Regions from separate parts of the Homo sapiens genome. Here region 2 is linked to region 1. Evidence: chromatin contacts called from ENCODE Hi-C or POLR2A ChIA-PET data. All regions are on one chromosome and are shown on one strand. Each heading gives the region's core, a stretch centred on a gene start or an enhancer-like site at or near the end of the contact. The rest is flanking DNA. Distances are from core to core; before and after follow the strand shown. Region 1 has its middle 76 kb from the start of CDC25A. Region 2 overlaps SHISA5 (shisa family member 5).

Region 1 (3,125 bases), core at 427-2,926:
GCCTACAGACTGGTTTTATACATTTTAGGGAGACAGAAGACATCAATCAATACATGTAAGATGTACATTGGTTTGGTCTGGAAAGGCAGGACATCTTCAAGTGGCGGGTGTTTCCAAGTCTAGGTCATAAATGGACTTCAAAGAGTCTCTGATTTGCCATTGGTTAAAAGAGTTTGAGAGTTTATCTAAAGACCAGAAATCAATAGAAGGGAGTCTCCATGTTAAGCTAAGGAGTTGTGGGGCTGGGTGTGGTGGCTCACGCCTGTAATCCCGGCACTTTGGGAGGCCGAAGTGGGTGGATCACGAGGTCAGGAGTTCAAGACCAGCCTAGCCAACATGGTGAAACCCTGTCTTTACTAAAAATACAAAAAATTAGCTGGGCATGGTGGCACGTGCCTGTAGCCCCAGCTACTCAGGAGGCTGAGGCACGAGAATAGCTTGAATTTGGGAGGAAGGGGTTCCAGTGAGCTGAGATCGCGCCACTGCACTCCAGCCTGGGCAACAGAGCGAGGCTCTGTCTAAAAAAAAAAAAAAACAAAAAACACACACAGAGGGAACTTCATCATCATGTTACATAAAACTGGCCTGTTTTGGAATTTGGCTATTATCTCTCATTCTTCTGATTTCTCAGAAGGTCAGGTAAACAGCTTGGTTTCTTAACATATAATTTTAGCATGAGTAATTCTATTTTAGTTTTTTCCTTTTTTTTTTTTTTGAGACAGAGTCTCACTTTTGTTGCCCAGGATGGAGTGCAGTGGCGCAGTGTCGGCTCACTGCAACCTCCACCTCCCGGGTTCAAGCAATTCTCCTGTCTCAGCTTCCCGAGTAGCTGGGACTACAGGTGTCCGCCACCATGCCCGGCTAACCTCAGGTGATCCGCCAGCCTCAGCCTCCCAAAGTGATGGGATTACAGACGTTAGCCACCTTGCCCGGCCCATTTTAGTTTTTAGTCTGGTCTTTTGGGGCCTAGTGCAGGAGCTTTGTCCGAAACAATGGCTAACGTAGTGTTTTTATTAGCATCTGAAAGACTCGTGAGGGGAATCTGAGACAGTACATTTGATAAGGCTTCCCGAATTGTCTTTCCCTTTTGCAGCAATATAGTTATTTTAGGGGGCTGGGGTTCCCATTAAAGGGTTCTTGGCAATATTAAGTGAGTGAATATGTCATTTATCCTAAAGCCAGTCCCATATGGCTTGCATATGAAGTATATCAGCTGCTTCATCTGAGTGTTCTATTTGGCATTTGTAGGTGGAGCCAGGCAGTCCCCCTTTGCAGGGTAAACAGACCTTACCATGGCTTTTATCCAGTCCATCAGGCTGGCTGTTCCCTTGGGAATAACCTCCTATGTGTCTGTGTGTCGTAGAGCTATCTGTGATTGTTCCATAGTGAGCTGTGGGTCCTGTATCAACCCAAACATGCTCTTTCACTCTGCAGCACTTCAAACCAAAGATACTGCTCCTAAATTTGTTGCTCTCAAAATCCATTTTAGTAAAGCCTCCTCAGGAGCCTGATGATACCAATCTGCAAAATGAAACGCTTCCTTCATACTATCCCTCTAGTTTTCACAGTATCTTGGTTTTGCTGCTTCCCCGCATTGACTGCCTTTTTGGTAACCACAGGTCTTAGAGGTACTTTCTGTTGTCTCTCTATAATTTTTCCCTTCTGGGGGAGGCTTTGTGGCTTGTGGCCAAAGCTCAGACTAACTGAAAGCTAAACTTAGTCTAGCATCAAGATTGACCCAGAACTCCCTTTTACTTTCATTTTTAGCTATTATATATAACAGTAAACAAGGAATTGAAATTTTGTGTTTTTTTCTTATTAGTTTGCATTTCTTTTTTGTTGTTTTGAGACATGGTCTCATTCTGTCACCCAGGCTGGAGTGCAGTGGTGCAATCTAGGCTCACTTCAATCTCCACCTCCCAGGCTTAAGTGATCCTCCCACCTTAGCCTCCCAAGTAGCTGGGACTACAGGCCCGCACCACCATGCCCAGCTAATTTTTGTATTTTTGTTGTTGTTGTTGTCATTGTTTTGAGACAGAGTTTTGCTCTTGTTGCCCAGGCTGGAGTGCAATGGTGCAATCTCGGCTCACCGCAACCTCCACCTCCTGGGTTCAAGCGATTCTCCTGCCTCAGCCTCCTGAGTACCTGGGATTACAGGCGCATGCCACTACGCCTGGCTAACTTTGTATTTTTAGTAGGGTTGGGGTTTCTCCATGTTGGTCAGGCTAGTCTCAAACTCCTGGCCTCAGGTGATCTGCCTGCTGAAGCCTCCCAAAGTGCTGGGATTACAGGCATGAGCCATCGTGCCCGACCTAATTTTTGTATTTTTATTAGAGACAGGGTTTCACCATGTCACCCAGGCTGGTGTTGAGGAAATCCTGACCTCAAGTGATTCTCCCGCCTCGGCCTCCCAAAGTGCTGGGATTACAGGCGTGAGTCACTGCACCCAGCCTAGTTTGCATTTCTTTATCCATTTGGTAAACCTACTCCCTGGGAGTTGGATCCATCTCTAAATTTTATTGGTAACTTTTACCTTTTGTAACTGATTGTAGCACAGCTGATACTTCGTACCATGGGGGACCACACGGCCACCCAGGAATCAAAAGTTCCTCACCTCCCACCCTTTATCCTTTTTCTTCCCAAACTACATGTTTCCATGAGCAGGGCTGGTGTAGTAAATCCCACTTCTGACACCAAACATGACATTATAGGTGGAGGAACAAAAAAAAACAACCAAGTGATTTTTCCTATTCTCTTACTCAGCAGTCAACAATACTTCTGTGACCAGTGTACGGGAGTTTTTCCCCCCACACCAAGCAAGTAGTCCTTCAGCTGTGGACACCAGCTATATGTCCTCCAATTCAGTTTAATTCTGGCACTATCTACCCAGAGATAGAGTCAGATCCCATATGTTGAAGGTTTAGTATCCTGAATAGCTGGGATTATAGGCATGCACCACCACGCCTGGCTATTTTTCATATTTTCAGTAGAGATGGGGTTTCACCATGTTGACCAGGCTGGTCTCGAACTCCTGACCTCAGGTGATCTACCCTCCTTGGCCTCCCAAAGTGTTGGGATTACAGGCGTGAGCCACTGCACCCAGCCTAATTTTTTTTGTATTTATT
Region 2 (3,125 bases), core at 363-2,862, 370 kb before region 1:
CCTGACCTCAGTTGATCTGCCTGCCTCGATCTCTCAAAGCACTGGGATTACAGGCATGAGTCACTTCCCCTGGCCCATATCATTTATTTTTAACCATTCCTGTTTTCTGATAAATTATTATTATTTTTGACATTTGAGTCTTGCTCTGTCACTTAGGCTTGAGTGCAGTGACGTGATCTGAGCTTACTGCAACCTCCGCCTCCTGGGTTCAAGCGATTCTCCTGCCTCAGCCTCCCGAGTAACTGGGATTACAGGTGCATGCCACTGAGCCCGGCTAATTTTTGTATTTTTAGTAGAGATGGGGTTTCACCATCCTGGACAGGCTAGTCTCAAACTCCTGACCTTGAGATCCACCCTCCTCGGCCCCCCCATTTCTTGATAAATTCTATTAAAGATACAAATCTCCCTCTAAGAACTATTTTATCTGTGTTTCACGAATTTTGATGTATTTTCATCATTTAGTTCTACATACTTGTTAGTTTCCTTTATTACTTCTTCGTGATCATGATATCTTCTCCCCTGCCAGGTAAGTATCCTTTATGAGTTCTTATTTAACACAATACAAATCAAGAGTTTTGGTTTTATTTTGCTTTTTTTTTTTTGTACCTTCTTAGTTTCCCAAGGTAGGAGTTTTTTGTTGTTGTTGTTGTTGTTGTTTTAGTACTTTTTAAAAAAACTCTGTGGAGGCCAGGCGTGGTGGCTCACGCCTGTAATCCCAGCACTTTGGGAGGCCAAGGCAGGTGGATCACGAGGTCAGGAGATCGAGACCATCCTGGCTAACACGGTGAAACCTTGTCTCTACTAAAAATACAAAAAATTAGCCGGGCGTAGTTGTGGGCGCCTGTAGACCCAGCTACTCGGGAGGCTGAGGCAGGAGAACGGTGTGAAGCCGGGAGGCGGAGCTTGCAGTGAGCCGAGATCGCGCCACCGCACTCCAGCCTGGGCGAGAGAGCAAGACTCTGTCTCAAAAAAAAAAAAAAAACTTTGTGGAAATGTAGGCCAGGTGTGGTGGCTAACGCCTGTAATCCCAGCACTTTGGGAGGCCAAGGCGGGCAGATCACGAGGTCAGGAGTTCGAGACCAGCCTGGCCAATATGGTGAAACACTGTCTCTACTAAAAATACAAAAATTAGCTGCGCATGGTGGCGGGTGCCTGTAATCCCAGCTACCCAGGAGGGTGAGGCAGGAGAATCGCTTGAACCTGGGAGGCGGAGGTTGCAGTGAGCCAAGATCGTGCCTCTGCACTCCAGCCTAGGTGACAGAGGAAGACTCCATCTCAAAAACAAAAAAAAATTATAATAAACTTTGTGGCAATGTGGTTACTGATTTGTAACTTCATCCTGTTGTGGTCAGAGAAGATCCTTTGTATGGTATCTGTCTTCTAAAATCTGCTGAGACTTGTTTTGTGGCCTAACATATGTTCTCTCCTGGAGACAGTCTGGTGGACACCTGAGAGGATGTGTGGCTTTGTGCTATGAGATCCCGGTGTGGGCAGAGTCCACCTCTGGAAGGCCATTGAAGCCACCGGTTCATAGTAGCTTCTGTGCACGTTTTGTGGTGCCCTAAGGTAGTGTTTGTGCTGGCGCTCGGTGGGGCTTCATTGTGCTAATCACAAGGTTTCCTGTTTGCAGCGTGCCTGCCAGTGTAGAGCCGGTGGAGCAGCTGGGCTCGGCGCTGAGGTTTCGCCCTGGCTACAACGACCCCATGTCAGGGTAAGTAAAGCCTGCTGGCTGGGTGCATCTTCCTGGCAAAGGTGACAAGAGGGCTCAGGGGGGCCAGTGTGCATCTGGGGGACTGGGATGATTCGGTCATTGGGGTGGAGCCCAAGAAACTGTCACCATATCTGACCACTAGGACACTTGCTCCTTATGCTGTGAAGGTGTCTTCATTAGTGTGCTGGGGTGGTGGGGACGTGGGTGACTGTGGTCGGGGGTTGACAATTGAAGGGCCAGGGGTCCGGGGTACATTGACCTAGATGCTGGGTTGAGTCAGCAGATGACTGATGGGTCCCGATGGGGGCAGGAGTGACAGAGAAGGGGCTGTAGTGGGCATGCGATGATGGTAGATGGGGGCGGGTATATTGTGATTGGGCATTGGTGACAATGGTGATGGTGATGGGGTGATGGTGGTGCTGGCAAGCACATGGTATTGGGGTGATAACGGTGGGGAGAGGTCCTGGGACAACCAATGATGCCACAGTTCCTGTGTGAAGCTTTGTGGGTCATGGTTACTGTGTCAGGACTCTCCTCTCAGGGAACCAAGGAGCAACCCCAGCCCCCAAACCCCAGTCCCCTTGGCTGGGCTCCGGCCTGTGTTATTGCCACCGTAACAGGAGTTGTGACATCTTCCTGGAGGTGGAATGGGTGTGCAGCCACTAGGGCGGGCTTTCCTGCCTGGGTCTGTTCCACTTGCTGTCTCCCCTCTTCCCTGGTGGATCTAGAAGCCGCTTAAAGAAAAGGTCTGCCCAGGAGGGCAGGGTTTCCCCTTTGGAGGAAGAGACCTTGGGCTCTGGGCCTGAGTGGGGGGCTTGGGTTCTTGTTTTGCCCCATCCCATCCTGTAGGCCCAGGCAGGTGTGGGGCCTCACTGGCTACAGCAGAATCAGGGCAGGGCTCCTGTGCGTGGAGGAGGGGAAGAAGTGCAGCTGTGCCCCTCCTCAACACCTCAGGGCTGGTTGGAGCCTGAGATCTCTACAGGCCTTCCCCTCCACGTCCAGGAGCCCAGGAGCGGCTGTCCTGCCCTGAGGCCCAGGATTGTGGGCTTTCAGATGGCCCCGTGGGAGATGCCTATGCCCAGCCTGTGTGGGCCTGGAGGCAGTCAAGGAGTGGGCCTCGTCCTGAGGACAGTGGGCATCACAGAGGGTTCTGGGAGCGCTGGGGACCGAATGGAGTTTTAGGAAGACCACACTGGCTGCTCTGTGGAAGATGGAAAGAGCAGATGGGGTGGGTGTGGGAGGTGGGAAGTCGTTTCTGTAGGAGGTGGCCTCAGGCGGCTTCCTGGCCAGAGGCGCTGGAGGCCAGAGAGAGCCAGAGAGAGCCAGAGCTTGGTGGCAAGAGGTGAGGATGGAGACTTACATTCAGCAGCTCCCACAAGGCAGGGTGTGGAGGGAGTGGGAAGGAGCAGGGGCT

The links. Hi-C counts contacts between places; a loop is a spot of excess contacts on that map. ChIA-PET counts read pairs that join two places held with the same protein, here RNA polymerase II (POLR2A). Pooled maps may share reads with other maps.
Region 2: a loop to region 1 is called in a pooled map, with 3 times the contacts of the local background. The contact joins two enhancer-like sites. A Hi-C loop is called at or near these places in 1 of 37 single-sample maps with no recorded cell type and 4 of 50 pooled maps. POLR2A ChIA-PET finds 5 or more read pairs at or near these places in 2 of 52 experiments (HEK293T and WTC11).

The regions. Positions count from the first base shown.
Region 1 is chr3:48,111,187-48,114,311 of GRCh38, reverse strand. No RefSeq gene overlaps it. Among named protein-coding and RNA genes, the nearest start is that of CDC25A, 76 kb to the left of the region's middle. RefSeq lists enhancers at 1-417, 418-919. Within about 2 kb of position 1,676, at least 4 of the 41 ENCODE cell types and tissues checked have a DNase peak (open chromatin) inside an H3K27ac peak, as active enhancers do.
Region 2 is chr3:48,477,763-48,480,887 of GRCh38, reverse strand. SHISA5 (shisa family member 5) reads left to right here. Exons shown (of 6, transcript NM_016479.6): 3 at 1,631-1,711. Among named protein-coding and RNA genes, the nearest start is that of TREX1, 13 kb to the right of the region's middle. RefSeq lists an enhancer at 1,367-1,416. Within about 2 kb of position 1,612, at least 6 of the 41 ENCODE cell types and tissues checked have a DNase peak (open chromatin) inside an H3K27ac peak, as active enhancers do.